2 separate regions of the Homo sapiens genome follow, and region 2 is linked to region 1. A link is an interaction called in ENCODE POLR2A ChIA-PET data of the cell type or tissue named here. Cell type or tissue: Caco-2. All regions are shown on one strand. Links, peaks and the distances in the headings refer to the core of each region. The heading gives the core; the rest is flanking DNA.

The links. Peaks named below come from ENCODE experiments on the same cell type or tissue, not always from the same donor. Only the 100,000 strongest peaks of a DNase experiment are listed, where the experiment ranks them.
Region 2: POLR2A ChIA-PET joins it to region 1 with 7 read pairs; 1 of 35 experiments calls an interaction of 5 or more read pairs at or near these places.

Annotation. Positions count from the first base shown.
Region 1 is chr20:50,713,762-50,721,553 of GRCh38, reverse strand. No RefSeq gene overlaps it. Among named protein-coding and RNA genes, the nearest start is that of PARD6B, 14 kb to the left of the region's middle. In Caco-2, for the core only: no CTCF peak of the experiment used is centred there; a DNase peak (open chromatin) is centred at 3,376.
Region 2 is chr20:49,304,005-49,311,796 of GRCh38, reverse strand. It overlaps LOC124904925 (a long non-coding RNA gene), which reads left to right and starts at 512. Exons shown (of 2, transcript XR_007067637.1): 1 at 512-599; 2 at 998-1,280. In Caco-2, for the core only: no CTCF peak of the experiment used is centred there; a DNase peak (open chromatin) is centred at 4,596.

The DNA.
Region 1 (7,792 bases), core at 1,497-6,496:
TAAGCCACCATGCCAGGCCTGACCTCATTTTAGTTTTATTACATCTGCAAAGGCCCTATGTCCTAATAAGTTCTCACTCCCAGGTACTGGAGATTAAGACTTTAACCTATCTTTTTGGGGAACACAATTCAGTCTACAACAGGAACATACTGATGGAGTAATAATCAAAATTCTTCTATAATACTGATCACAGTGGCTGGGAACACTGTGCTATGCATTTCACAAGCGTTCCATCCTCACAACTATTTGGTGTTAATACACCATGTTTATATTGTTCAAAAAAAAGAAGAGCAGGCCGGGCACGGTGGCTCACGCCTGCAATCCCAGCACTTTGGGAGGCCAAGGCAGGCGGATCACGAGGTCAGGAGATCTAGACCATCCTGGCTAACACAGTGAAACCCCGTCTCCACTAAAAATACAAAACATTAGCTGGGCGTGGTGGCGGGCGCCTGCAGACCCAGCTACTCGGGAGGCTGAGGCAGGAGAATGGTGTGAACCCAGGAGGTGGAGCTTGTGGTGAGTCGAGATGGTGCCACTGTACTCCAGCCTGGGCAACAGAGCAAGACTCCATCTCAAAAAAAAAAAAAAAAAAAAAAGAAGAGCAGACTGAGTCTTGAAGAGGTGAGGCTTCCTGCTCAGAGCCTTGTCATCAAGGCAGAAACTTGTCCAGAAAGCACAGTTGAGGCAGGAGAAGGAAGAGGAAACAGAATAGTGAAATGCTTGGAGCAAGGACTCTGGAGTCATACTTGGGTTCAAGTCCTGATTCTGCCACTAGGGGAAGTGAGCTGGCCTTCCTGACTCAGTTTCTTCATCTGTAAAATGGGGATAATAATGGTACCTATTCCTTGGATTTTTCATAAGGATCCAATGAGATATTTTTAAGGGGTTTGATATAGTGCCTAGTATTATACATAGTAAGCTCTCAAAAAATTGTCACTATAATTCATATTATTCAACTATTTGGGTGTTTTTTTTTTTTTTTTTTTTTTAGAGACAGTCTCACTCTGTTGCCCAGACAGGAGTGCAGTGGCACAATCACAGCTCACTGCAGCCTTGACTTCCCAGGCCCAAGCGATCCTCTCACCTCAGCCCCCCAAAGTAGCTGGGACCCCAGGCATGTGCCACCATGTCCACCTAATTTTATTTATTTTTTTGTAGAGATGGAGTCTCACTATGTTGCCCAGGCTGGCCTCAGCTCCTGGGTTCAAGCGATCCACCTGCCTCTGCCTCCCACAGTGCTGGGATTACAGGCAGGAGCCACCACACCAGGCTCTTCAACTATTAAGAGACAGAGGAGGAGTGGACAGATAAGCAAAAACCATTGTGGGCATTCACGCAAGGGGAGGAGACTATTATCATCCCCATTTTAACCTTTAAGTTACGTGTCGCCTGAAAATTGAGGAAGAAGAAAAGTCTGAAGGATTTGTTGAAAAGCTCTTTGCCTGGCACTTAATAAATTCTCTTAATGGCTGTCCCGTGACTGGCCAGGACATGTATTTGGAACTTTGGGAAACAAGTCAGTGTAGTGATAGGAATAAAAGGCATATCATGGGCCCCTGCAGAGTGGATATTGAGGAAATGAGGACCATAGTTACAAATGGCAAGGAATCAACCATGGCTGGAGGCAGCCACGAATAGAAACAGAAAAGATGAAGGAGCATTAAAATGTGCAGGTGTTGGCCAGTCGTGGTGGCTCATACCTGTAATCCCAGCACTTTGGGAGGCTGAAGCAAGCAGATCACAAGGTCAGGAGTTCAAGACCAGCCTGGCCAATACAGTGAAACCCCGTCTGTACCAAAAATACAAAAAATTAGCCGGGCATGGTGGCAGGAGCCTGTAATCCCAGCTACTTGGGAGGCTGAGACAGGAGAATTATTTGAACCTGGGAGGTGGAGGTTGCAGTGAGCCAAGATCATGCCCGGGCGACAGTGGGAGACTCCGTCTAAAAAAAAAAAATGTGCAGGTGTTGTTTCTAAAGGTACATGTAGGCTGGGCTTGGTGGCTCATGCTTGTAATCCCAACACTTTGAGAGGCCAAAGTGGGAGGACTCCTTGAGCCTAGAGGTTCGAGACCAGCCTGGGCAACACAGTGAGACCCCATCTTAATTAATAAATAAAAAATTATTTTAAAATTAAAAACAGATAAATAAAATAAAGGTACATATACACTCTCATTTCATCTTTTTTTTTTTTTTTTTGAGATGGAGTCTAACTGTCACCCAGGCTGGAGTGCAGTAGTGCCATGTCGGCTCACTGCAACTCCCGCCTCCTAGGTTAAAGTGATTATTGTGCCTCAGCCTCCTGAGTAGCTGGGATTACAGGCACGTACCACCATGCCTAGCTAATTTTTATATTTTTTGGTAGAGACAGAGTTTCACTATGTTGGCCAGGCTGGTCTCGAACTCTTGACCTCAAGTGATCCGCCCACCTCGGCCTCCCAAAGTGCTGGGATTACAGGCACGAGCCACCACACCCGGCCTCTCATTTCATCTTAAGGTGATGGGCACATATCAGTTTGCTTGTGACTTTCCCAGTTATAGTCCTGAGAGTCCCAAGAAACCTTCCAGTCCCTTGTATACCCTATTTTATCTTCATCAAAACATATGGATTTAGGTACTGTTATCATCCTCAATTTATAGATTGGAAATAAAGGCACAGAGACGTTAAATAGCTTGGCCAGCATCACACAGATAAGTGGCAGAGCTGTGTGGTATTGAAACCCAAGCAGTTGGGTTCCAGAGTCCTTACCCTTTTATATTGCCTTTTTTATGGTCAAATGAATTTCTATTATTAGTTTAAAACTTTCTTCCTTCACGAAATACATCATTTTATTTGGGACCAGAAAGCTTGCCTGTGTCTTTTTCCTCCTGCCCCGAGATAATCCTACAGGTAAAAAGTCAGTTAAGAGTCAGGTTGCAATGCTTGTTGGCTTCCAGGAGCCTTCTAGAAACATGATATCCTCCCGGGGATCTGCCCCACAGCCCCAGCGTCTGATCCGAATTCCTCATGGGAATTTTTAAGGAGGAGGAAGAGTGGTTAACCATGGAGAAGAGTTTCCAAAATGAAAATAAACCAATAAACAACATGACTTGTTAACGGAGATCCAGTGACTTCGCCTTTTTAAGTTCAACACGAAGGCGGGGAGAACGAAATCATTTATAGAACTCTTATCTCCCCCAGGAGATATTTAAGAAGTGAACATATTTTCTGAAATTTAAAGGAATGCCAAGTTTATGTAAAATTATACCAATGATGACAGAAGCTTGAGAACAACAACAAAGCCAGCCAGAGTTGATGCCCACGCTTTCAGGCTGAGAAACACAGAAGAGGACAGAAGAGGGCAGCATGAACGTCATGCAAGTGGGGTGATGGGGAGCAAGGCAGGGAGTCTCTCTGAGCTGGGAGAGCTTGGACAGGGGACCTCACCTTTCTGGCTCTCTAAAATTAGATGCAGGGCCAGGCACAGTGGCTCACACCTGGAATCCCAGCACTCTGGGAGGTCAAGGTGGAAGGATCACTTGAGCCCAGGCGTTTGAGACTAGCCTAGGCCACATAGTGAGACCTCATCTCTGCAAAATTAGCCAGGTGTGGTAACACACACTTGTATTCCAAGCTCTTCGGGAAGCTTAGGTGGGAGGATCACTTGAGCTTGGGAGGTCGAGGCTGCAGTGAGCTGTGATCATGTCACTGCACTCCAGCGTGGGTGACAAGAGGGAGAGCCTGTCTCAAAAATAAATAAATAAAAAGTAAAATAAAATGAGACACTGAGAGTAGCTACTCCAAAGAGTTGTACTAAGAATTCTACCAAACTGGGTGTGGCGGCTCACACCTGGAATCCCAGCACTTTGGGAAGCTGAGGAGAGGATTGCTTGAGTTCAGGAGTTTGAGACCAGCCTGGGCAACATGGTGAAATCCCATCCCTACAAAAGATACAAAAATTAGCCAGGCGTGGTGTTGCATGACTGTAGTCCCAGCTAACTGGGAGGCTGAGGAAGGAGGATCACTTAAACCCAGGAGGTTGAGGCCACAGTGAGCTATGTTTGTGCCACTGCACTCCAGCCTGGACAACACAGTGAGACCCTGTCTCAAACAAACAAACAAAAAACACACACAGGAAAAAAAGAAAAAATGGAATTCCACTAGCGCTGGGCATGCTGGCTCATGTGTGTAATCCCAGCACTTTGAGGGGCTGGTGTGGGAGGATTGCTTGAGCCCAGAATTTTGAGGCTGCAGTGAGCTATGATTGTGCCACTGTAGTCCAGCCTGGGTGACAGAGCAAGACCCTGTTTCTTTCTTTCTCTTCCTTTCTTTCTTTCTTTTCTTTTCTTTCTCTTCTTTCCTTTCTTTCCTTTTTCTTTCTTTCTTTTTTTTTTTTTTTTTGAGACAGAATTTTGCTCTTGTCGCCCAGGCTGGAGTGTAATGGCACAATCTCTGCTCACTGCAACCTCTGCCTCCTGGGTTCAAGTGATTCTTCTGCCTCAGCCTCCCTAGTAGCTGGGATTACAGGTGCCTGCTACCACTCCCAGCTAATTTTTATATTTTTAGTAGAGATGGGGTTTCACCATGTTGGCCAGACTAGTCTCAAACTCCTGACCTCAAGTGATCCACCCACCTCAGCCTCCCAAAGTGCTGGGATTACAGGCATGAGCCACCACGCCCAGCCAACCCTGTTTCTTAAAAAAAAAAAAAAAGAAAAAAGAAAAGCATCCCAACAGCTAATAAAGATCTTAACACTGTTTCTGGCACATGGCACATGCTGAATAAATGGTATCTGTCACTGGTCCAGACTTCTCTGGGTTTCTATTTTGGCTTGTGATTAGAGACAGCCCCAAGCTTGTGTTCATCAAAGGCTCACTGTGTCAGGCCCAAGCTAAGGGTTCTACACACATTTTGCTATTTAATCCTCACCTTAATCCAGGTACTATTATTATTATGATCCCATTTGCAGATGTGAAATTGACACTTTAGAGGGGAGAATAAATAGGTTTGCCTAAAAGATTTATGCCAAGAAGAATGGGAGTAGCCTGGGATGAGGACTGAGGGCTACTCTGACATTGCTTTCTACTGCACAACTTTGCAGGAAAAAAAAATGCAATTTTCATATTCCAGGTGCCTTTTTTTTTTTTTTTTTTTGAGATGGAGTCTCACTCTGTCACCCAGGCTGGAGTGCAGTGGCACCATCTCGGCTCACTGCAATCTCCTCCTCCTGGGTTCAAGCGATTCTCCTGCCTCAACCTCCTAAGTAGCTGGGATTACAGGTGCGCACCACCATGCCCGGCTAATTTTTGTATTTTTACTAGAGACGGGGTTTCGCCATGTTGACCAGGCTGGTCTCAAACTCCTGACCTCAGGTGATCCGCCTGCCTCAGCCTCCTAAAGTGCTGGGATTACAGGCGTGAGCCACCGCACCTGGCCCCAGGTGCCTTTAAGTTTAAAGGGACCTACTTGTTTCTGGAAAGTGCCAGTGGGAATTTCCAAAACGGAGCAAGGTGTGCCTGGAACTTTTCTTGAGTGGGGCATCTTTGCTCCTGTTTAGAGGCAGAAACTTTAGGTGGAAGGTGTTTCCTGCACAGTTGAAGCACTTCAAGGTAGTTGAGGAACTTGTACCCTAGGGCTAAATCCTGCTCACTCTTCAGTTTCATCATCCCAGGGTAAGTGTGTTCAAAAGCCTCCACTTCAAACAGTAGTCCTTGACTGGATGTGGTGACTCACACCTGTAATCCCAATACTTTGGGAGGCTGAGGCAAGAGTGCAAGACCAGCCTGGGCAACCCCCTGTCTCTACAAAAAATTAAAAAATTAGCCAGGTGTGGTGGCATTCGACTGTCGTCCCAGCTACTCAGGAGGCTGAGATGGGAGGATTGCTTGAGCCAGGGAGGTTGAGGCTGCAATGAGCCATGACCGCACCACTGTACTCCAGTGAGACCCTGTCTCAAAACAAAACCCAAAAACCAGCAGTCCTTAAAATAGGATGTTTGTGCATATGGGCTGTGTTTTTCCTGTTACTTGGTGAAAATGGTAAGGAGAATGTTTATCTTAGTCTACTAACCTAGTCTGAGTTTTAAAATCACGAGCAGTAAATATTGCTTGTTATTTATATGTGGCTCTTTTTGGTATTTTTTTTTCTTTGTTGATCAGTTCTATGACTTGGGGGAGAAAGGTCTCCCACCTCCATCTTTAAAATCAGAAGGGTGCAGGTTTAGTGATGTGCATATCAAGTCTGGTGATGAACTTGACATCCTAAGCTCTCACCCTTTGAATGGCTCTAAATGAGAAACCTGGATTCTGGGCATTTTTCTTCATGTGGCTGATTCTCTCACACTCATACGTCATTCCTTCAGTGATGTATTCATTCATACACCAAACATGGAGGACCTGCCACACCTTATTTTTTCTTTAAATTCTTCTTTATTTAAACTTAAATAGAGATGGGGTTTTGCTATATTGTCCAGGCTGGTCTCGAACTCCTGGGCTCAAGCGATCTGCCCTCTTGGCCTCCCAAAGTGCTGGGATCCCAGGCGTGAGCCACCGCGCCTGGCTACCTTCCTCAGTTTAGACAACTCTTCTCTCTCCGGCAGCCCCGTGCCTCTCAGAGTGCTAAAGTACTGGTTTTTTAAATTGTCCAACTGTTGCAGGTGGATACTGCTGTAAAATATAATAAAAATAAATTACCAGAAAAATAAGATTTTAAAACCTCAAAGACATACAAAATACACACTTTAATTTTTTAGTTTAAGATTCGACAGAGGCTGGGCACGGTGGCTGATGCCTATAATCCCAGCACTTTGGGAGGCTGAGGCGGGTGGATCACTTGAGGTCAGGAGTTGGAGACCAGCCTGGCCAAGGTCTGGTGAAACCTCGTCTCTACTAAAGATACAAGAATTAGCCAGGCGTGGTGGCATGTGCCTGTAGTACCAGCTACTAGGGAGGCTGAGGCAAGAGAATTGCTTGAACCCAGGAGATGGAGGTTGCAGTGAGCTGAGGTCGGGACACTGCGCTCCAGCCTGAGCAACAGAGCGAGACTCTGTCTCAAAAACCAACCAACCAACCAACAAAAAAGAATCAACAGTAGCCGGGCGCGGTGGCTCACACCTATAATCCCAGTACTTTGGGAGGCCAAGGCGGGCTGATCACGCGGTCAGGAGATCGAGACCATCCTGGCTAACACGGTGAAACCCCGTCTTTACTAAAAATACAAAAAAAATTAGCCAGGCATGGTGGCGGGCACCTGTAGTCCCAGCTACTCAGGAGGCTGAGGCAGGAGAATGGTGTGAACCCGGGAGGCAGAGCTTGCAGTGAGCCGAGATCGCACCATTGCACTCCAGCCTGGGTGACTGAGCGAGACTCTATCTCAAAACAAAAAAACAAAAAAAAACAAACCTCTGTCCTTGAGATTGTATCTTCAAGTCCCTTGTCAAATCATCCTACAGCTACAGCTAGGTAGAGGGAGTGAAGCACAAGCTTTGAAGGCAGCCGCCTTGAGTTCCGATCTCAGCTCCGCTCTGGCTGTGATTGGGGCAGCTGCCTCAGTTTGCCCAGGTTGGACACAGTAACCTCACCAAGCAACTGCAAGGATAAAATGAGAACAATGTGTGTGAAAGGCTCCTGGGAGGTGTTTGTTTCCTTCTAGGTCCTTCTCGCCATGGAGTCGAGGACGGGGATTTGTGGTTGAGGTTTCCAACAGAGGGCACTGTCTGAGCTGCAAGTGGGGAATCAGAGACAGAGAAAGGAGCGTTAGTAAGAAACTCCAAAGGAGCTGGTGTATTCCTAGAATTTTGATTTAATTGAGGTCAG
Region 2 (7,792 bases), core at 1,542-6,541, 1.4 Mb after region 1:
CTAATGTTTTCTCATCATCTCACTCAGTGGCCCTACAAGGGCCTACATGACCCGACGCCCTGTTATCGCTTTTTTTTTTTTTTTTTTTTTGAGACAGAGTCTCTCTGTGTCACCCAGGCTGGAGTGTAGTGGCGAGATCTCAACCCAATGTAATCTCCGCCTTTTGGGTTCAAGCAATTCTCGTGCCTCAGCCTCCCGAGTAGCTGGGACTACAGGCACCCGCCACCACACCCGGCTAATTTTTGTATTTTTAGTAGAGACCAGGTTTCACCATGTTGGCCAGGCTGGTCTCAAACTCCTGACCTCAGCCTCCCAAAGTGGTGGGATTACAGGTGTGAGCCACCATGCCCGGCCGCCCTGTTATCTCTCTAACCCCATGACTTGGTACTCTCTCTCTTGCCATCATCACTGGAGTCACACTGACCTTCGCTGTTCTTAGAACACTTCAGGCAGGTTTGTGATGCGGGGCCTTTGCTCCTGCTGTTCTTGCTGCTGGAATGCTCTTTCCCGTATCCTTTTGGCTTGTTGTTTCATTTCCTTCAGCTCTCTATTCAGATGTCTCCCTCTCACCCAGGTCTCTGCGGACCACCTGATATAAAGTAAGAATGCTTAGTCTCCTCCTGCACCCAGCCCTCCATAACCTCCTCCACATGATTTTCTGCAAGCATTTTAGCATCATCTGATGTGTTATATTTTTATTTATTTGTTTGCTTTTTGTGCACTTCCCCTGACCAGAAGTTAAGCTACATGAGAAAGAGACTTAGTTTAAGTGGTAGGCAGGCTTCTCAGATGACTCCCACTGACCTGGGCATTCACAAACTTGTTTTCACTTATGTAATTTCCTTCCCTGAAGTGTGGGCTGGACTTAGTGACTCACTTCCAATGAATAGAACAAGGCAAACATGATGGGATGTCACTTCCATGATGAGGCTACAAGATACCATGACTTCCTTTCTGCTCACTTTTTCCCACTCACTCACTCCTTTGATAAAACCAGGTGCCATGCTGTGAGCTGCCCAAGGGACAGGCCCATGTGGCAAGGAATGGACCTCAACCAAGAACCCTCAGAACTGAATCCCTCCAACAAAAAAGAGAGAGAGCTTGGAAGCAAATCCTTCCCTAAGCAGATCCTTCCCCAGTCAAGCCTTAAGATGAGAATGCAGCCCCAGCCAACACCTGGACTGTGGCCTATGAGAGGCCCCAAAGCAGAGGACCTAACTAAGCCACACCTGGATCCCAACCTACAGAAATCATGAGTTAATAAATGTTGTTTCAAGCCACCAAGGTTGGGAAGTAATTTGTTATGAAGCAATAGATAAATAACACAGTTTATTTCAGAGGTATCTGCCATGCCTAAGCAGTGTTTGTTGTGGAAAATTATGTTCAGTTTGCAAGGAGTCATTTAGGGTGCTGAGGAAGAGCACAAGCTCTGAAGTTGGACAGCCCCGAATTCACATTCCAGCTCTGCTCCTGACTTGCTGTGCGATTTGGGGAGAGTCATTTCACCTCTCTGGACCTCAGTTTTCTCATGCACAAATGTAGCTTCCTACATTCACTCAACAAGTATTTATTAAGTCTCAAGTTTCTATTTCTCCCACATCCAGCATGCATCCAATTCCTCAGCAAATCCTGTCATCTTCACGTTCAAAATATACGGATAGGCTATACCAATGCTGGGGACTCAAGAGTGAACAAAAGAGATGCAGCCCCAGTTTCATGGAGCTTGCAGTCTGGAGGGCAGAAATTTATTACACAGATAATCATACAAATATTTAGTTAATAGCTGTGATAAGTGCTGTGCATGAAAGATCAGCGAGCTAACTGAGCACATCAGAGATGCCTCATCTCTTCTGCAAGTCAGGGAGGGCTTCTCTGAGGAGGTGGCTGAGGAAGGAGGTGGCTGAGGAGGAAGCTGAGACCAATACAAAGAGTCACTCCAGCAAAAGTCCTAAAGTTGAATCCCATTGGATCCATCTGAGTTACATGCACATTACAGAGCCAGGAAGATGAAAATGCTGATTGGCCAGGCCAAGGTCATACCCCTCCCCAGGAGCCAGGGTTTAGGGTCAGCTTCACCCAAACCGCAGGTACTAAAAATGGTGGAAGAATAATTCTCCCTTGAAAACATTGGGGTGAGTTGTTATCAGAAAAGGTGTAAATGCTGGGCAGAAAGAAACAACAGCCATCCACAGCAGGACTTAAAATTTTATCTAGAGTTTTTATCTTAGAGTTTGAACCTCACCTTCCCCATGGATGGGCTTCCAGAGCACAACTCCTCCCCTGACCATGACAAAATTAGATAAAATTCATCACTCCCACTTTGAGGACACCACTATATTAAAATGTAGCATTTTAGACATTTAACATATATAAAGAACCCTTATTACTCAACAATAAGAAAACAGCCCAATAAAAGAAAGAGCAACAAAATTTTCAACAGACACTTCACAAAATAATACATGCAAATGGCCAATAAGCACATAAAAAGATACTCAATAGCGTTAGACATTAGGGAAATGCATGTTAAAATCATAATGAGATACCGCTTCACACTCATTAGAATGGCAAATATTAGAAAGACTGATCATCACAGGGTTGGTGAGGATGTGGAGCGCATAAAACTCTCACCCAGGGCTGGTGAGAACACAAAATGAGATAAACCACTTTGGAAAACAGTTCGGTAGTTTCTTGAAAAGTTAAATGTACCTACCATGTGACATGACTCAGTCTTTCCACTCCTAGGTATCTGCCTAAGAGAAGCTAAAATATCTGTTCACACAAAGATTTGTACACAAATGTTCAGAGCAGCTTTATTTGTAATCACCATAAATTAGAAGCAACTTAAAAAGTCCATCCACAGATGAATGGATAGACAAATTGTGATATATCCATACCATGGGATATACTCAGCAATTAAAAGCAACATATTGTTGATTTCTACAACATAGATGAATCTCAAAATCATTATGTTGAGTGAAAGAAGCCAGGCAAAAGCATATACATATGCTGCATAATTCCATTTCCATAAAACCTAGAAAATGCAAACTAATTTATAGTGACAGTTGTTGTTCAGTAGTGGAGGGGATGCAGGTAGGAAGGAATCACAAAGGGACACATGGAAACTTTTGGGGGTGAGGGACATGTGCTCTATCCTAGTTGGAGAGATGGTTTAATGGGTCTATGTCAAGAGTAATCAGGAGAGTGGCGTGAACCAGGGAGGTGGAGTTTGCAGTGAGCCAACATCGCGCCACTGCACTCCAGCCTGGGCGACAGAGCAAGACTCCATCTCAAAAAATAATAATAATAGGCCGGGCGCAGTGGCTCAACCCCAGCACTTTGAGAGGCCAAGGCAGGCGGATCACGAGGTCAGGAGATCGAAACCCTCTTGGCTAACACGGTGAAACCCCGTCTCTACTAAAAATATTAAAAAAAAAAAAAATGTAGCCGGGCGTGGTGGGCACCTGTAGTCCCAGCTACTCAGGAGGCTGAGGCAGGAGAATGGCGTGAACCGGGAAGGCAGAGCTTGCAGTGAGCCAAGATCATGCCACCACACTCCAGCCTGGGCGACAGAGTGGGACTCCATCTCAAAAAAAAAAAAAAAGAGTAATCAAATTGGGGCTGGGCTTGGAGGTTCATGTCTGTAATCCCAACACCTTGGGAGGCCAAGGCAGGAGGACTACTTGAGCCCAGGAGTTCCAGACCAGCCCTAGGCAACAAAGTGAGGAAGGAAGATTGTTTTATTTATTAAGGAAGATTTATTATCTCTGCAAATAATAAAATAATTTTAAAGACCAATCAAGTTATATACTTTAAATATGTGCCACCATCCAGGCACAGTGTCTCAAGTCCTGTAATCCCAACACTTTGGGAGGCCGAGGAGGGCTGATCACTTGAGGTCAGGAGTTCAAGACCAGCCTGGCCAACATGGTGAAACCTCATCTTTACTAAAAATACAAAAATTAGCCGGGCATGGTGGCAGGTGCCTGTAATCCCAGCTACTCGGGAGGCTGAGTCAGGAGAATCACTTGAACCCAGGAGGTGAAGGTTGCAGTGAGCCAAGATTGTGCCACTGCGCTCCAGCCTGAGCGACAGAGTGACTCCATCTCAAATAAATAAATAAATAAATGTACTATAATTATGCCCCAATAAAATTTGGGGGGAAACTTTATCTGGAGAAGAAAACAAACAGAAAAAGAAATATATTTGGAAGACTATACGCCAAAGAGTTAAGTATAATAGTTACCTTCAAAGAGTGGGAAAGGAGACAAGAGCTGTCACTTTAAGTTGTTTACAACAGGCACGTATTTCTTAATGAGTTTAAGGAAACAAGTAACATTGGTTTTGCCAGCAAGCCTTGGCCCAGCCTTTAGGAGACCTGTCACATGCCCACAAACGACCAGGTTATTCTGCCAAAAAAAGATACTTCCCGAATTTGAGTCAAGGGTTTCTGGGGGCAAATTCCCATCTGAAGACAATGAAAAATGTCCTCCCTCAGAACAAGGACTTTATTTACACCTTATGTCTACATTCCGGACTGGGGCCCGCACGGGATGATAGCCTAGGAAGATAATGGAGTCATTAATCTCTGTCAAGGTTAGACTCCACCTGCCAGCTTCCCATCTGGGTAATTAAACCAGCTGGCAGCCCTGTTATCAGTCTCCGTGGTGTCTGCAGCGCAGAGGAGGGCACCTCTGGACATGGCACTGGCTTCTCCAGAAAGACAGGTTCCTGAGTAACCTCAGGAGAAGCAAACTAAGCCCACGCTGGGTATTCAGGCCTGACTCTGGCTAGGAAGTAGAGCCAAAACCTAGGCAAACATGGCCCTCCTGGCACATCAGGGAGTTGGGAACAGATGTCTGAGCTTTTGCATTTGTATGGTTGCCCAGGTGTAAGCTTCTAACCTCACCCTAACCTTTAATTCTTTGAATGCCACGGGAGTTGCCTACCCCACAGCTAGTCTCCAATGAGCCCCACTTTCTTCCTTCCTCACTAAGACCACCAAGATGTTTCAGGGGAGCAGCCCTCTGCCTGCCCCAGAAGGTAAACGTTAACCAGGCCTGGCCCTCGCTCCCTAGAGCATGGTCCAGCATCAGCATCCCCTGGGAGTGTGGTGGAAATGCACAATTTCAGGCCCACCCAGACCCGCTGAATCAGAACCTTCACTTTAACTCCCTGGAGATTTGATCGTGTTCATTCACAAATCTGGCTGAACGTGAGAAACGTCTGGAGAGTATTCCATGATACCAATGCCTGGGATCTTCTCCTAGAGATTTTGACTTAATCAATCTGGAATACAACCTGGACATCAGTATTTTTTTAAGTTGTGATGTACACTTAGTAGCATGTGTAAGGTGCACAAACTTTAAACGGATAGCTTGATTTTTTTTTTTAAGACAGTCTCACTCTGTTGTCCAGGCTGAAGCACAGTGGCGCGATCATGGCTCACTGCAGCCTCTACCTCCTGGGCTCAAACGATCCTCCTGCCTCAGCCTGCCTAGTAGCTGGGCCTACAGGCATACATCACCATGCCTGGCTAATGCTAAAGTTTTTTTTAAATTTATTTTTAGTACAGGTGGGGTCTTGCCATATTGCCCAGGCAGGCTGATCTCAAACTCCTGTGCTCAAACAATCCTCCTGCCTTGTCCTCCCAAAGTGCTGGGATTACAGGCTCGAGCCACAGTGCCCAGCTCAGCTTGATATTTTTTACACATGCGTACACACATGCAACCACCACCCAGATGATGGGATAGAACATTTTCAACACCCCAGAAAATTCCCTCTTGCTCCATCAAGGTAAGGTGACAAACCATCCTAATTTGCCCAGGATTGAGGGGATTTTCCAGGACAGAGGACTTTCAGTACTAAAACCAAGAAACTCCCAAGCAAACCACAAGTTGGTCACACTACTTCAGGGTCTATACTCCAGTGCAGCCTGCAGGGGTAACCACCATTCTGACGTCTATCTAGCGGTAGCTTTAAGAGTTCCTTGGATAATTCCAATGCGCAGCCAGGGCCAATTCTAGTGTGTATCACAATTATCTGGAGCCCTTGTTAGAATCCATTGCTGGGCCTCACCCCTAGACTTTCTAATTCAGTAGGTCTGGGGTGCAGGCCCAAAATATGTTTTTGTTTTTGTTTTTTTTGAGACAGAGTCTCGCTCTATTGCCCAGGCTGGAGTGCAGTGGCATGATCTTGGCTCACCACAACCTCTGCCTCCCAGGTTCAAGCGATTCTTCTGCCTCAGCCTCCCAAGTAGCTGAGACTACAGGCATGCATCACCATGCCCGGCTAACTTTTGTATTTTTAGTAGAGACAGGGTTTCACTATGTTGGCCAGGCTGGTCTTGAACTCCAGACCTTGTGATCCACCCGCCTCGGCCTCCCGAAGTGCTGGGATTACAGGCGTGAGCCACCGTGCCCAGCCTAAAATATGTATTTCTAACAAGCTTCCCAGGCGATGTGATGCAGGTACAGCTGGTCCCAGCACCTCACTTTGAGACTTCTGGCCTGAGCCAGTCACAGTCATTCTACTCTCCTTGCCAATGACTGGCTTAAGCTTGAAGCACACGACACACATCTGGCTAATAAGATGTGAGGAGAAGGCTGCTAGAACTTCTGGGACAACATTCCCAGAGAGTCTATTAAAATGGTACTCCTGGCTTGTGCCACACGGCAGCCATTGGCTGGGGTGAGGGGTGGGGGTCAGAAGAATGGGCTCCTGGGGAAAGATTTCTCCACTGATAGAGAGATGCCTGGAAGGGTACATGCTCCTCTTCCTTTGAAAGTTCAGTTATGTCTGGGTGTGGTCGCTGGCATTGTGTCCTTGACCTTGTGACCTTCACACAACAAGCCTGGGGACAGCACACCAACCATCCAGGATGGCAGGGAGAAAAGTGGGAGAGATCTTGAGCCCTTGAAGAACTTGTTGAAATGGTGGATCAGCCAACCCTAAATGGTCCTCCTTAGGAACATCTCTCAAGCTCCACCACAGACCTACTGAACCAGAATCTGCATTTTTAGCTGAGAAGCATCCAAAAGCACTGCTCCAACTTACACAGCAGAACACATGCTTTGGATTTTCTGGGCCTTTCTATTTAGCCCCAGGTACTTTTTTTTTTTTTTTTTTTTTTTTTGAGACAGAGTCTCACTCTGTCATCCAGGCTGGAGTGCAGTGGCGTGATCTCGGGTCACTGCAACCTCCACCTCCCAGGCACAAGCAATTCTGCCTCAGCCTCCTGAGCAGCTGAGATTACAAGCATGTGCCACCATGCCCAGCTAATTTTTGTATTTTTAGTAGAAATGGGGTTTTACCATGTTGCCCAGGGTGGTCTTGAACTCCTGACCTCAGGTGATTCGCCGCCTCAGCCTCTCAAAGTGCTAGGGTTACAGGCATGAGCCACCACGCCTGGCCCCATCTAGTAATAGCTGCATGAAATCATATTATTAATCATGTGAAAACAAAAAATCACAGGCACTACATACAGAAGCTCCCTAGCCAATTTTTCCATGCATCTCATTGGCCAGAACTAGGCTGCATTCATTAGCTGCAGAGGAGGTTGGGAAGGTGAAGGTCTGGCCACATCTGCTTCTGTCATGGGAGAAGGAAGCAAAGACCCAGGAGGGGAAAACAACTGTTGGGTAGAAACCATCAGTGTCTACCACAAATAAGTATTATTAATGCCTATTTTCAGAGTAAGTCAAGGCTCAGAGGTGTGAACTCACTTGCCTAAGGTCACACAGCTAAAAAGTACCTGCCACTTTGTAAGAAACTGGTGTAAATTTTTACAAATGAG